Regions from separate parts of the Mus musculus genome. Here region 1 is linked to region 2. Evidence: chromatin loops called from intact Hi-C (ENCODE). Cell type or tissue: left cerebral cortex. All regions are shown on one strand. Each heading gives the region's core, and the rest is flanking DNA. Links, peaks and the distances in the headings are about the cores only.

Evidence for each region. Hi-C counts contacts between places; a loop is a spot of excess contacts. Peaks named below come from ENCODE experiments on the same cell type or tissue, not always from the same donor. Only the 100,000 strongest peaks of a DNase experiment are listed, where the experiment ranks them.
Region 1: it touches region 2 in a loop (9-fold over the local background); 4 of 42 quality-filtered maps call a loop at or near these places.

The regions. Positions count from the first base shown.
Region 1 is chr7:117,101,532-117,109,659 of GRCm38, reverse strand. No RefSeq gene overlaps it. Among named protein-coding and RNA genes, the nearest start is that of Gm39075, 120 kb to the left of the region's middle. In left cerebral cortex, for the core only: no CTCF peak of the experiment used is centred there; DNase peaks (open chromatin) are centred at 2,638, 3,491, 3,927 and 4,749; H3K27ac peaks cover 2,305 bases.
Region 2 is chr7:117,171,356-117,179,483 of GRCm38, reverse strand. No RefSeq gene overlaps it. Among named protein-coding and RNA genes, the nearest start is that of Gm39075, 53 kb to the left of the region's middle. In left cerebral cortex, for the core only: no CTCF peak of the experiment used is centred there; DNase peaks (open chromatin) are centred at 4,311 and 4,502; H3K27ac peaks cover 279 bases.

The DNA of each region.
Region 1 (8,128 bases), core at 1,991-5,990, 69 kb after region 2:
GCCTAGACTCCAGGTTCAGTCAGAAACCCTGTTTCAAAGCAGAAATGATGGCTAATTGCCCGAGGAACAATATGGACATTGTTGTCTGGGCTCTGAAGTCTCTAGTGCCCACACATATGCACCTGTACTTCACAAGCACCCATACACAAACATATGCACAAATTAAATATATGTCTTACACAGAAAAAATATTCCAAAGATTATCTTGCTGAGGCTGGCAAGGTGGCTCAGAGGGTAAGAGCCCTTGCCACCAAGCCTGATGCCCTGAAGTTGATCTTCCACATGGTGGAAGGAGAGAACCAACTCCTGCAAATTGTCCTCTGACATCCACATACATGTTGTTGCATGTATACACTCACAAACATACACATGATTGAAGTGGAAACTTAGGGCTCTTTGTGAAGTCGGTTCAGTGGTGTTTTGCTGGGGCAAACGAGTGAAGGAACATTGAGCTGAAGTGGACACAGGTGAAAGGCTGCGGCAGACTCGTGAAGAAAGGTTTAGCTTTAGCAGAACATCCTTTCACCTGTGTCCACTTCAGCTCAATGTTCCTTCACTCGTTTGCCTCAGCAAACCACCACCCAACCGACTTTACAAAAAAAAAAAAAAAAAAAACCAACTTAAGTTTCCACTTCACATGACACATAAAAAAAAATGTTTGAAATGTTATCTTTCTAGCCAATTAGTTATCATTCAAGCAGAAGAAGAGGTCAATAGACTAGAATTAGTTTATGTAAAGAATCAGTTATGATAATATACCTAGACAACCACTGTAATCTAACACAAACTCCACAGGGAATCTGTCACTGTCTGTCTGTCTGTTTGTCTGTCTGTCTATCTGTCTCAGTCCCTCTCATACCCACACACCTTACCAGTGAGCATCTAACATATATAAGCCAGCTTTTTGCTCTTGACTAAGGCATCAGCAACCAAAGCCAACACACTGAGGAAAGCAGAACAACAGCACAAACTTGGATGTTAACGCTGACAAACAAGTGGCAGACAAGAGCTTTGCACATTTTCCAAGCTACACCTTCCCACCCACCACAGGCTGTCAGCAGAACCCCAGCAGGGTGTGAGTCATCTCCACACAGGAGCATAAACAGAGGGGACTCCCCAGGCTAACCAAACACCCTTCAACACCTTCATCAGCCCCTGCTCTGTCGCCACATCCAAATAGGACATTGCCTCTAGCCTGGTCTCAGAGCCTGAGGACATTCTGAGCCTCTCAAAGCCCCTGCGTTCCTCATCACCAATACTGAACTCTTCCATTCTCCAATATCATCCCTGATCTCTCATGCCTGAGTCAAGGGCTCATTCCCTGTTCTTCCTCAGTGTCACACAAGGTCCTTCAGGTATTAGTCCTATCATCCCAGATTCTACACCTAACCCTTCTGATCAGCCACCTCATAAAAGCACTCCAACATCCTATCTGACACATCTTAGCATGTCCAGTGCCTGACTCTGAGCATCCAAACCCACTCTTTTCTTGTGTGTCGCTTACAATGACTGAAGAGAAGAGATGATGACAGGATGAGCCTCTCTTCTAGCCAGGTTTATAACTTTGTCAAGCTCATCTCTGTACTGGAGACAGTTTTCTCAACTAATATTCCTGTGTTCAAATCCTAACTTAGCAGGATGAGTGACTTACTTGACGATACACCTAGGAGTAACTTCTACCTCTTCCAACTCCTGCAAATCCCATGGCATCAGCTGCTACAGCAATCCACCCTACTTAGACTTCGGGTTAGTTGAGGTCACACACCTCCATTTGATGGCTAATTTTCTTTGTCAACTTGATACAATCCAGAATCAACTGGGAAGAGCATCTCAATGAGGAGTGCTCTGAATTAGTTCTCCCTGTGGCCATGTCTGTGGGGGATTACCTTGATTGTGTTAACTGATGTTGAGAGATCCAGCCCACCTGTGTTTGGGTCACAGACTGTGTAAGAGTTCAGAAAGTGAGCTATGACCTCACAGCATGAATGTGTTTGTTCCTCTTTACTTCTGACTGTGGATGTGGTGTGACTAGCAGTTCTAAGTTCCTGCCACCTTGACTTCTAGAATGGGCTGTAACCTGGAATCATGAGTTAGCATAAGCCTTTCTCCCCTAATTTGCCTTTTGTTGGGGCATTTTTATCATGGCAATGGAAATAAAAGTCAGCATCCCCAGGGACCATCTGTGATGATGGAGAACATGGGTCTCTGTCCTGGGTCTCTGTTCATCTTCACTGGCTGGACTGCACAGGTCAGAAAGCAGAACACTGGTAAAGACAATGTCTTGGGTACTACCCAAGCTCACATATTCCACCACTGCCATCTTTTATGGGACTTGTGTTCTAAATTAGTCCAGCAGAAAATGTGTGTTTTCTTGTTCCTATCTGGATGAACTTCATCTGTGAGATGAAACAGGTGACAGCCATCTGCATGCACATTGCCTCTGTACGTGCCTTCCTCGAGACACATCTTTGGGAGAAGAGCTGGGGTGTGAAGCCAACCAACGCCCCATTGCACTCGCTCCCCTCTAACTTTTAGACCTCACTGCATACTCTTTTCCTCTTCCTGCCTGGGCTGAGTCTTGGCGGCTCCTGCAGCAATAAGGGGAGCTATTTCAGGGAAACAGTTGATACTTGGCGAGTCCTCCTACAGACCAGCAATAGCTGTTCGACATGTTAAATGCCTCCCAGATGGAGATGCTTAGCATTTGTAGGAGGAATAATTTGGAAGAGAAAAATGCATTTGTCTTTTGGCATCCTGTGGATTCTGACATAGAAGATAGAGAACACCGTGGGACTTGCCATCCACATGTCAGGGTTTTCTTAGAATTTTGCAAGTGCTGGGTGACCGCACTGCTTCTTCCTCTGGAGCTATCAAGTTCTGGAAAGGGTCACAGCACAGGGAAAAGTGTAAAGAGCTGAGTCTCTGAGGCTTCAGGGTTCCCAGAAAGAAACAACACAGGCTTAGCCTTCTGTCTACCATTGGCAGACGCTATAATCATGTGGACCAGGGGGTTGGGAAGATGGCTCGGTTGTAATGTGTCTGCTGTGTTGTGCAACGACCAGAGCTTGATCCTCAGCGCCCATGGGCATGCACATGAGAAGACAGACAGATTCTGAGGCCTGCTGGCCAGTAAGCATAGTTGAGTCGGTGAGCCCCAGGTGAGGGTGGGGGGCTCAAAACTTAAAGTAGGTAACTCTTGAGGAACAATAACCAAGGTCAATCTTTACCATCTGCATGTATGCACAGGCATATGCACATGTACCAACACACACACACAATCACACAATCACACAGATGTAAGCAGTGTACCTCCACACACATACAATCAATCACACAAACATATGCACATGGACATGCACCCTCCCATATTATACAGTGGTGTGGACCTGATGATCCTTTTGAATCACATCTGTTATATACAGAGAAACTTGAGAAGTCTATGACAAACAAGCAGAGACAGCTAGGGGTTGAGACTCCAGGGTCCTAGCTGTGTTCTGCCTTCAACCTCCTTTGTAGATAAAGCAAACTACCTAACCACCTTGCCTCAATTTCTCTCTGTGTCTCTGATAATGGGTGGGATTAAATAGCTTTTACAGTCTTTTCTAACGTAAGAACTGTGCTATAGCTCTGGCGTCCAAAGGACGGAGGTAACATTATTGATGTGGAGGAATAGTGAAATTGTCCTTTACTGTGAGCTGCCTGATGCAAGAAAGAGAGAACGCCACTGAATTATTCATCATGTCCTACTATTCACGGTGGGGACAGAGTATATCCTTCATTAAAAAAAAAAAAAAGACTTGAATCTACAGCCCCTTTCCTGATTCATCCTCTTTATACCCACAGATCCCCAGGGTGCAAAGAGTCTCACAAGCATGGTTTTCCTTTGGGTAGGCATTTGAAGTGCTAGTGTGGGGGATATGCACAGAGCTTTCGAATGAGCCCAACTCCAAAACCCAGATATATTTTCTTTGCCATAGTGAGGAATTTAGGCAGTCAGAGGGAGTTCCCAGAGGGAACCACCTCCCATGAAAAGAAGCAGCAATCAAAACTGGCTTTGGCAAGGATGCTTCCCACCCAAAGGACACAACCCAAGCTTCCCACCCTCAGCTTCCCAAATTTCAACTCAGGCTTTGATTTATTAGATAAACTAGATGATCCTCTTGTCTGCTCTGCATCACTGCCAATAGTAGGGTCCAGAGAACAAGCGGGTGGCAACCAACCACCAAGTTCACAGGAGTCCTGCTGTCATTTGAAGTGTTAAAGCTCACGGACTTCTGTGAGCTTGGCTTCCTACCACTGTGCTGATTGTATCTACTTTCTCTGAAGGTTAGTTTTAATTGTTAACTTGACACAATCTAGAATCATCTGTGACAAGGTTCTCAGTGAGGGATTGTCTAGATTCAGTTAGCCTGAGGATATTTCTGTGAGAGATTTTTATCAACTGGGTTAGTTGTGGTGGAAAGGCCCACCTTAAAAGTGGATGGAATTGTTTCATATGCTGGTCAGAATTTCATAAAGTGAAGAACAGTAGCTGAGCAGTAAGCATACATGCATTTTATTCTTTTGAGTATGGGCCCACCTTTTGTACTGAGGCCAGCCTGGTCTACGTATCAAGTTCCAAGCCAGCCAGGTCTCCACAGTGAACATTTGTCCCACAAATGACAACAAAAAACCAAAAGGCAACTAGGGGTCTGGGGTGTAATCATGCAAACCTAAAACCCTAGAATTCCAGGGGCTGAGGCAGGAGGATCCTTAGTTCAAAGCCAGCCTTGGCACTGCGTCAAGGCCCCGCCTCAATCAAAACGGATGTAAAACTGGTAAGTGGATGAATGAGGGTATTTATTACTGGCTGCTTCCGGATCCCATCCTGGCTTCCTGACAGTGATGAACTGGAACTTGGAACTGTGAGCTAAAATGAAAACAAACTCCTTTTTCTAAGTTGCTTTTGTTGTTATTGTTAGAGTGATTTTTCAAAGCAACTGGAAAGGAAACTAGAATCCTTGTTTGTTTGTTTGTTTGTTTGTTTGTTTAAAGCGAAGGGTTTTTCCTTTTTTATCACTAAAAAGAATTCCTCAAAATTTCCTAGTTCCTCATAAAGTCAGACATCAATAATGCATTTTAAGGCTGTGTGGGTTTTTCCATTCTTGCTGTCCTATGGCAGTCCTCAAGGGCAGCCATATTGAATCTCAGCACTAACAATCTTGGTCAATATACAGAACAATCCTAGAATCTTTCAGGGTTTGGCCAATAATATCTCTTGGGGCTTATTCCCTTAGCCAGGGACTTGAAGAGTCTACTAGCAGCCAACTCATTTCACGTGACCTTGCAGGAGGTTCGTAACAGAAATGTTATGTTGGGGAGAACTTTTTTTCCCCCACTGGTTTTACTTTGCAAGCCTGGAATCCTCTAGAGAAGCCGGAACCACTTGAGGTATTAGGACAAACAGCAGTGTATTCAAACGCAAACCTCTGTGTTGTAAGGGACTACAACAGTCATCTAGCCCTCTGAGTGACATGTATTCCTCCTAAGAAGACTGCTTTAGAATAAGCTGTGTGTCCACTGGAGGAACATGTTCACACTGTGTTCTTAGAAATCCAACCCTGATGGCCTGCCATGGTGACTCATGCCTGCAATCTTAACATTCAGGAAGACAGGAGGGTTGCTGAAGCTGAAGGCAACCTGAATGGCAGAGGGGTGTGGGGGAGAGGGAGAGGGATAAGGAGAGGGAGGGAGCGAGAGAAGAGACATAGACAGAGACAGAGAGACAGAGACAGAGACAGACACAGAGACAAAGACCTTGTGTTAAAAAATGTGGGCTGAGGGCTTGGGAGCGTAGCTTGGTTGGTAGAGTGTTTGCTTAGCATGCTTGAAGCTCAGGGTTTGAGTTCAGCAGCACATAAACTCTGTATGGTGACACATGGTTGTAATCTAAGTGCTCTTCTAAAGACAGAGGCAGGAGAATCAAAAGGTTATCCCCAGCTACTTGTGGAGTTCAAGGCCAACCTGGGATATCTGATATCCTGTCTAAAGAAGAAACATCCCAGATGTCTCTTGATGGAAACCAGTGGTTTCAGTCATCACAGTCATGACTCCAGCTCCTGAGGGAATGTCTATCAACCTCAGTGGCTGTTTTTATAGCTCACAGATTTAAACACTGTGGTGGATGTGTCTGTCTCCTTCACCTTGGAGAGGACCACAAGGCTGGCACTCAAGTTGAAAAGCAGAGCTCTAAGAAAACGTGAGTGAGTTCCCTGTCCTCAGGGACACGACTGATGATGGGTGGGACTTTATCTGAGGTGATGAGGAGGGAAGCTGGTCTCTTCATTTGGGACCTGGCACTTTCAACATCTCGGATGTCTTTTCTCACAGAGCTGTCAGTGTCTCTAGATGAAAACCCCTCCACACAGCTGTGTGAGGCGAGAGGCGAGCAGAGAGGTCAAGAGTGTACCAATTGCCAATTGCCCCCCCCCTAACTGCAGCCTCCAGTATCCCCTGTTGTCCCAATGTTTCTTGTTTATTATTCACAAGGCCCCAGTTCTGTGTGAGGAGGGGACACTGTCTAATTATATCAGGTGATAGAGACCATCTGGAGGATCAACAGCTCTGCATACAGTTTCTGGTTCTGGCCTTAAAATGCCCACAATGTGGGCTAGTGAGATGGCTCAGTGGTTGAAGCCCTGGCTGTACAAGCAAAATGACCAGACTTAAGGTCCCTGGAACCCATCTAAATGCCAGATGTGCATGGCAGCTTGTCTGTTATTCCAGTCTAGGAAGGCAGATGGCTTTCAAGTCAAGCAATCTCCATGAGCTCTGGTTTTGGTCAAGAGACTCTGCTTCAATGAATAAGGTGGAAGAGAAATCAAGGAGAATTCTTAATATCCTCAGAGTTCCACAATCATGTACACATTTGTGCACCCTGACTATACAGAACACACACACACACACACACACACACACACACACACACACACACGTGCATGCACGAACACACATGCACACAGTTGTGTGCAAGTCGCATACACATGAAAAGAAGAAAGAGGAAAAATGGCCAGAATTTAACAATTTGTACTCTGCAAAGTCACCTATCACTGGTTTCTTTCCTCCTTCCCTTCCTTCCTCCAAACTTCCTTGTCATTCCAGTGGGGCTTAAGTAGTTACATTAGGCAGGGTTCTCTAGAAATGCAGCATCAGCAATATATGCAGGCTGGTGGAGTTATTGGATGGTTTTAGACCATGGTATCTGGATGGGGGAAGGGTAGAGAACCGAGGAGATGCTCAGTCTGAGAAACTGGGCACCTCTGCAGTCACAATCTGAGGCTGAATGCCTGGAAACTTCTTGGAGAGTGCGTGGTGTTAAATCCACATGGAGAGGCCACAGAAGCTGGAGTCTGACTTCCCCAGGTGACAGCAGCAGTGACAGGCACCACAGTGACAGACGTATTTGCTCAGGCAGAATGGAGCTGGCACATGAACTTCCTCTTCTTCCAACATTTTTCCTATCCAGGCCCTCAGCTGAATGGGTGGTGCTGTTCGTGTGTATAGCGGTCCTCTTCACTCAGTTGCTGTCACACATGTCAGTCTCCTCGGGGAATCCCTTGGCAGACATGCACAGAGGTGCTTTCAGTAGTCCTAGACATCTCTCAACCAGGTCAGCCATCACAGGAGGGGAGCAGAATGCAAGCGATCTCTGCTTTGCCTCTTTCAAACCCGAGCCCTGATGGGAGAGTTCCCTGAGGTGAGGGAAGTCCTTTGCTGAACATCCAACAGAGGTTGAAGTGCAGTCATAGTCCTGTGTGATGATTCTCAGTGTCACTTTGACATTTGTTCCCATCCCCAAAGGAAGAGTTGTGACCTAAGAATGGTAAGCATTGTAAATTTCTGGAGGTTGTAGTGCATCCCTGAGAGGTGGCAGAGGAGTCTAGCACATTTTTCAAGGTAACTCTCTCTCTCTCAACATATCACAGTGCCCTGTGATATGTTGATGTCCCTATACAGTGGGAAGTGAACAAAGCAGGGTGGTTAGTGTTAACCTTCCTTAAACATTCTTAAAAGCACTGTGGCTGAATTAGTTTAATTTTATGTGCCTTCCCTCATGACAGCCTCAGGTTGACTTAGTAGGTGGTAGTGT
Region 2 (8,128 bases), core at 2,820-6,819:
TTCACTGGCCACATTTCAAGAGTCCAGGACTTTTCATGGACAGAACCTATGGTATTGGGCAAGACGGAGTTACAGAGAACATCTATTACCAGGAACTGTTCTGTTAAATGGGGTTGGTTTAGACGGATTCATTTTGGCAGCCAGAATGGTTCTTCTACACACATGTGGCAGCTTCCTTAAGTGGAGAAGAGCCACATCTAAGTCAGCATCAGACACGCTGGGAGGGACAGCTTCAGGGGACATGGCTGCTCTATCCCAGTTGTGCTCAGAGCAAGTTTCTAGGAGCAGGCAGCCAGTTCTCTGTCCTTAGCCACTGTGGTGCTGATCTTGGTTGTTAACAAGACACTCCTAGTAATACGGAATCTCAGTTGAAGAATTGCCTTCATCAGATAGACCTGTGTGCATGCCTGCATGGAATTTTATTGGCTGTTAGTCGGTGAAGGAGGAAGCATCCTAATGGAAACTTAGTTGTGTAAGAAAGCTGAGCATGAGCTTGAGAGAAAGCAAGATAAAACCAGTAAGCAGCACTCCCTATGGTGTCTGCTTCAGTTCCTGCTTCCAGGTTCCCGCCCTGACTATGCAGTGATTGACTGCTAGCCACTGAAGTGTACATGAAGTATAATGGGGCAGTACTGGAAGGCAGGTTGGATCCCCAGAGCTCTTTGGCTAGTCAGTAAGACTCTGCCTTGAAAAACAAAGTAGAATACAACTGAGGAAGACCCCTAATGTTGACCTCTAGCCTCTACAAATGTACACACACACACACACACACACACACACACACACACACACAAAGAAATCAGAGGCCTATCCAATCATATATTTTATATCTGAATAAGATTCATATCAGAAGGTGGCTTCATGGCCTGTTAATATCAAAGCCAGGACAAAGGTATCCATGAACCTCATGTGATAAAATGGACTCAAGGCTCAGACCAGGACCCCGCTGCCCAGCACAGTAGGTACCCTAGACTCCTCAGTATACGGCTTTTTTACGTTCTTACCCATACTGAGTAGGATTTTTCTGTGTTGCAGCTACTTGTGCATCACCATTGTGCCTGGTACCTGAACAAAATCATTGGCTCAGCAAGGTGGACCAGGGTGAAATTCTTTCTTTGGTCTGTCAGAGCCCCACCAGATGACAAGCTCCCAGGTTTGAAGGCTGAGAGTTCAAACAGCACAGTACTGGTTCTGATGCCACAGCCCACCCCACCCCACCCATCTATCAAACATCATGGTAGTGGTTTTGCAATAAAGGAAAATCCCATTATCAGACAGGAAAGCAGGAAAGGAGCAGGACGTGCCGGTAATTGTCTTTCATGACAACTCTCTTGTCACAAATGAGTGTCCATTGATCATTATATTAGTTCTATCTAAAGGTCTCATGCCAGGGACTCAGTCACCTTCTACTGGGCTCCATTTGTGTGTTTGTGTGTAAGTGGTACCCATATGTACAAGTGGTACCCATATGTACAAGTGTGTGTAGAGGCTAGAGGTCCACGTTGGGTTACTCATGCACTGTCCATTTTATTTACTGCAACAAAGTGCCTTGCTGCCTGAAGTGTCCCCATGTAGGCTAGGCTGGCCAGCAAGTGAGCGCAGGGATCTGCCTGTTTCTTCCTCCCCAACGTTGATATTTTAAGTGCCATCACTACTCATAGCTATTTTAGATCAGTTCTAAGAATTGAACTCAGGCCCTCATGCTCAGAAGACAAGCATGTTACAGATGGAGCTAATCCCCAGCCCTGAACAGCGCTCTTAAAGCTCTCATGACCTCATACCATCAGCCAAGCACCAAACACATAGCTGAACTTTCTTCACATATGTTTCTGGATGTAATACCTTTAACCAGGGGTTCTCAACCTTCCTAATGCTACAATCCTTTAATACAGTTCCTCATGTTGTGGAGATGCCCCAACCATAAAATTAATTCATTGCTAATTCAAAACTGTAATTTTCCTACCATTATGAATCATAATGTAAATATCTGATATGCAGGATATCTTGTATGTAACCTGACCTCCAAAGGGGTCAAGATCCACAGGTTGAGAACTACTGCCTTCAATGCTAGGGGGAGACATTTACCACATCCAAACAATAGCGGTAGCTCTTTCCTAATCTCTTAATAATAGAGGAAGGACTCATAGTCCTAAAAGAGATTCTCAACAGAAGCCAATGAAACTAAGGGGGGAGGGGGCTTCCTCTCAAACCACATTTGTTTTTGCTTCAAACCATACCAAACTCACACCTTACAATAGTGTGAAGAAGTCTAGAAACATCCCCATTTCTTCTCATGAGCAACTAGGGCACTGCAGGGGCAGAAGACTGTGAGAACTATGCTTGCTGTACCCTCTGAAAGTTCTAGGGTGGGAACACTTGACCATTTAAGGTCTCCTCCCGCCCCCAGGATCTACCTAATTGCAAGGTTCACAATCTGTTTTCAGTAAAGCAGTTAATTGTTCTTGAATGTTTTTGAGACTTTGGAAACATGACCTAAGATTAATGGCTCATAAACCTCATTTGTGCTTCTATTTGAGATTCTAGAAGCCTGATGTGCTTCTAGATTGGAGAGGGGCGAGGACCCTGAAAATGTGCTGTGTACCCCATAGCCATGGCTGCAGCAGGCAATCTGTTTCCCTATAAACTCCAACATGGGGTTCTGAGCAGGGGTTTTTTTGTTTTTTGTTTTTAATCAAAACAAAGCAAAACAAAACACTAGTTGGGTTTTTCTTTCTATGGGATTCATAATAAACGACTCTAATCCCTAAGCCTGGTGTCTTAGTCAGGGTTTTATTGCTGTGCACAGACACCATGACCAAGGTAACTTTTATAGGACAACATTTAATTGGGGCTGGCTTTCAAGTTCAGACGTTCAGTCCTGTATCATCAAGGTGGGAACATGGCAGCACCCATGCAGCCATGGTGCTGGAGAAGGAACTGAGAGTTCTACATCTTGTTCGGAAGGCAAACAGGAAAAACACTGTCATCCTCAGGAAGCTGGGAGAAAGCTCTCAAAGCCCACACCCACAATGACATACATCCTCTAACAAGGCCACAAGTCCAAAGAGTGCCACTCCCCGGGGCCAAGCATATTCAAACCACCACACCTGGTCTTGTAGGTTACGACTTTTCTAGGCACACCCTTAAAACCTGTGGACATCTCTCCTAGTAGCAGAAGTTGGTTTCTGTGGCACACAAAGTCTGAACTTGGAGACCAAAAACTCTAGTGGAGACATGGAGCATAAGTCATCAGTATAGGAAGGGAAGGTGACCGGAGCAGGTTCAATCTTATTAAAGGGGCAAACACCATGTAGGTCCCTGCAGCTGCAACTTCAGGCAGAAATGGGGACATGAGCAGGTCCACCCTTATGAAAGGGACAAAGATTTCTTAGGTCCCTGTAGAATTATGCATTTGGTCTTTCCTGTGGCACCAGAAAATCAGATACCAGGAAAAGCCTGACTTCTCACTTCTGCTGGTAAGCAGTTAGTTCATGGAGACACGTGTGCAGAATCCACTCTCGCAGGCACATTTTTTCTCCTAGATTTCTTCTCCTTAGAGATCCATGGCTTGTTCTTCTAGAAATCACTGTCAAGATTCAGAGATGAAAGGGGATGTCAAGAGGTCATAGGGACTGGAAAACCTAACAGAGACAGATGCTTCAAGGGAAGTTTCAAATATCAGGACACCAGGATATCACCCTCTGGACACCAGAATTGAATTCATATCTAAGGAACTGCTATAGTCTACATCCTGGTCCAGCTAGAATAGTAATCACCTTAGGTAATAGGAGGTCTACAGGAAGACAAGTATTTCTAGAGTATTCTCTAGAGTAGAGGTGCTAGAAGAGACAAAAGATTGATCTTCCAAAGTCTATCCACACAAATCAATTGTAATGGAATCACAGCCATTACAATGAATAGCTCTGATCCACAGAGTGTATACTGTGTGTCAAGACAAGTGATTTATTGATATCCTCTTATTTCATTTTCTCAATGAGCCTAGTAGGTACTGAAACTATGATTATCCTCTATCTAAGATATGAAAACAGGCTGAGGATGGTTAAGTCATTGACTTAGGATCTCGTAGATTATAACATCTGAATTCTATTAGAGAATGAGCACCCCTCTCGCCCCACCCCCTCCTTCCCTGTGGTATTCTCTCTCTCTTGAGGGTTCTGAGTAGGAAGTTCAAGAGAAAGCTGAAATAACTTCCTCTCCCAACTTCCAGCCACTCCCAGAGTAGGCTAAAAAGCAGCATGGGAACAGATGGCTGTTGGGTGGTGTATAAATTCCCTTCAAATGTATATCCTGAATATACAAAAACAAATTAGCGTGATTGGAAAGTCAGCATGCTTTTAAAAAGAAATAGAGAGGTTCTTTGGCTTCCAAGATCTTTTATCATTGTGTACTGGGGACCATATGGATGCCATCAGTTTGCCTAGGGATGGCAAGAGAAAGGAAGGGAAGAACACACAAAACCTTGAGGAAACAGTGAGTGTGTATCGATGTTGAGAATAGGAGTCCGGCGCTACTCTTGGCACCGGATTGCCTGAGTGGGCTGTTGGGACTTATTTTTGTAGCAGCTCTTTGACAATGTCATTCACACGCTGCACAGTTTTCACATATAAAATTTATAGTTCAGTGTTGTTTGTACTTTCTTTCAGACATGTGCAACTCTAACCACAGACAATTTTAGAACGTTTCCTGACATCAAAATTAAGCCCTGTATCCTATCACCTGCCATTTCCCTTCCCTATGGAACCAACAAATTATGGTCTGTCTACATGGATTTCATCATAAAATGGGATTTTTTTTTCAACTGACTTCATTCATTTAGCATATATTTTTGGGTCCATGGCTTGAGGTTTTAATGACTTTAAAAAAATCTCTCTCTCTCTCTCTCTCTCTCTCTCTCTCTCTCTCTCTCTCTCTCTCTCCCTCTCCCTCTCCCTCTCCCTCTCCCTCTCCCTCTCTCCCTTTCCTCCCTCCCTCCCTCTCTCCCTCTCCTCCCTCCCTCCCTCTCTGCCTCCCAGCTACTTTAGCAAAATCCTTCAAATCAGTGACTGGAGCCTTCCTTTGGCTTGGTAAAGGACACCAGCAAGCATTCTGTCTGGCTAGATTCTGCTGATTTGATTTACAGAATCGAGGCCACCAGCCAAATATTTGAATCTGTCCTTTCTTCATCTCACTCTTTTTGGGAACTTGAAGAACTTTAGTCTTAGGAATAGAGTCAGTTACCTCAGGTATCTGAAAGTATCTGTCTATGGAGTGTGGCCCAGGTCTGTGGAACTTGTACCTCCAGTCTCTCCCCAAACATCCTAAAGGGCATGTTTACTGATGGATATCCCATGGTTTTGGTACCGTTTTTATACAATATGTGAAGAGAAAGTATAACATGTATATCATTCCATAGATAGATAGATAGATAGATAGATAGATAGAGCAAGAATGAATATAATACTGAGATAATAAAGAGTTTAGATATAGATAGATAGATAGATAGATAGATAGATAGATAGATAGATAGATGATAGATATTTTGTGTGATGCAACAGAGCTAACAAATGATGTTTAAGAACCTGTAAATGAATTGGCAATAACATGCATTGCCAGGTGTGAAAGAGTTCTATCAACTTAAAGGGAGGTAGAATAAGAACTGTAAGTGACAGAAATAAGGCCTGTGAGCATAGCATGGTTTTTAGGTTCAACTGCTAATGCTGCCTCTGACCAAGCACATGATGCACCAAGCTTCCCGGAGTTTCTGTTTCTTCATCATCAAAACAGAAGCAATGTTAAGAAGAGTGTGTCATGGCTCCGTGTGGTAAAAAAGCACTCGAGGAGCTGAGTTTGGATCACTGGGCCTCCAGAAAATGTTGGGCTGGTTGTCTGGAGGGCTATAACCCTAGACATACAGGAGGCAGAGACAGGAGAATCTCTGGGGCTTGCTGACTATTAGCCTAGCTTCAGGAACATTGTGAGACCCCATCTTAAGAGAATACAGCAGAAAGTGATAAAGTAGGTTACCGGACTTCATCATCTGGTTTCCGGATGTGCACACAAATATGTCACCATAAATGCATGTATGTGTGCACGGGCTCAAGCACACACACACACACACACACACACACACACAGAGGAAGGTGCATACACTTCAAATAGATACACATACCTGTGCAAGCACACACACACTACAAATACCTAGTTACACACAGAGGTGCATATACTATAAATTCTCTCTGTGTGTCACACACACATACACACACCACAAATACATACACAAACCACCACAAACAAAAACTTTTAAATTAAAAAAAATTAAACATAAATTAAGAGGAAGTGGTTGGTTTCTCCCACAGCATTTGTACTATTATACCAGTGGACATATCTTGCCAGACAGTAGTTATTATAGCTCACAAGTTCACTGAGCAAATCGATTGCTCCCTAGTCTGCATAGGACATTCCAGTAGTGTGAAAGCTAGCCGGAGATGGAGCTTCTAGGGAAAGAGCAGCTTGACTTCCCATGTTCTATGACTCTAGCATATGTGGTATCTTAAACAATATAGCCTAGTCCATCAAGTTCTGGAGGGGCATCAAAAGCATTGGCAAGAATTAAGACAACTCCACAATATGGAGCATATGCTTGGCTCTCTTAACTGGATAAATAAACCTTTGACTAACTAGGCCAGCCATAGTTCCTTGAAAATTAGCTAATACTATTATTCTGCTAAGTGTATATGGTAGTAAACTGCTCCTAAGTTCTTATCTTTATACCCCCCAAATAAGTGCATATCTCAACCCTCATTAAGGAGCTTATTTTTGCAGTAAATGATGATTAATATAGAGACTCATAATTAGTCACTGTGCAGAGAATAAGAGGGTGACAAGTACTCAGATTTCAAAGGGATATTTATATCATACCCTTTCTTCCCAAGGCTCAGGCACCATCTCAGAAGAGAAGCAGCAAGATTTCAAGAACCAGACACAAAGGGTGTCTGGAGTTAAACAGAGTTCATAAGACCGGCAAGGTCATACACCAAACCTGTATAACATCAAGCCAGCCAAGATCCTGGCATGGGTGGAGGATGCTCATGAAGTTGCCCCTCTAGTTAAGGAGCTGTTGGCAACTAGTAGCTTCTGGAAAAGGAAAAGTCAATTTTCTTATGTGTCATTAGATTGTGTTACACCAATAGACATATATCTATCACTAAGTGGAATCAGGGGTTTTAAGAACAGAGCACATCTCAGGGCTACATCAGGTCTTCTGCATATATATTATGGCTTTCAGCTTAGTATTTTTATAGCACTCCTGAGTATCTAAACGAGTGGGTCTCTGATTCTTCTGCCTTCTCTTGGAGTTCTTTGCCTTCTGTTAGTTTGCCTCGTCCAACTTAGACCGTGATGGTGTTTGTTTTATGTTATTACATTTAACCTTATTTTGTTGTTATTCTTTAAAATCCTGCTCTTTTCTAATGAGAGACAGAGAGGGAGTGGATCCAGATGGGAGGGGACGAGGGGAGGAACCGAGAGGAGTAGAGAGAGGGGAAATTATAATCAGGATACCTTGTATGAGAAAAGAATCTATTTTTCATAAAAGGGAGAAGCACAGCACATCAGCTTGGGAGGGGAAAGTAGTGGGAGGTAAAGTCTAGAGAGGGGACCATAGGGGAAGCAGTGTGAGGTAAACTTGATCAAAACACATATACGCCCATATAAAAGTCTTAAACAATGTTTACAAATTCCAAAAAAGATTAAAAGATGAATTGTTTAAAAATTTTAAAAAAGTGTTACTAACTCTGTAGGATATTTTGAGATTAAAGTGTTTAGGAGCTAATTATTACAACAGTAGTTACTGCCATTTCCAAACCATCAGCATATGCACATTAAGCCACTCTCAGATAACGTGCTACTTGTCTAATTGCCCAGCATCCTTGCAAGATAGTATGCAAGATAGTCAAACTCTCCCTTACTCGATGAAGAAACTGGTTCGGCAAGGTTAAATGACTTCCTTCAAACCTCTTAGTTCACAGGTTGTTAAGTTAAGGGTTAACACAAGACTTTCTTATAATAAGGGGCTCACATCCAACATTGCAGATATTCATTGCTAGTGGAAGAGAGAAAGATTCAAATC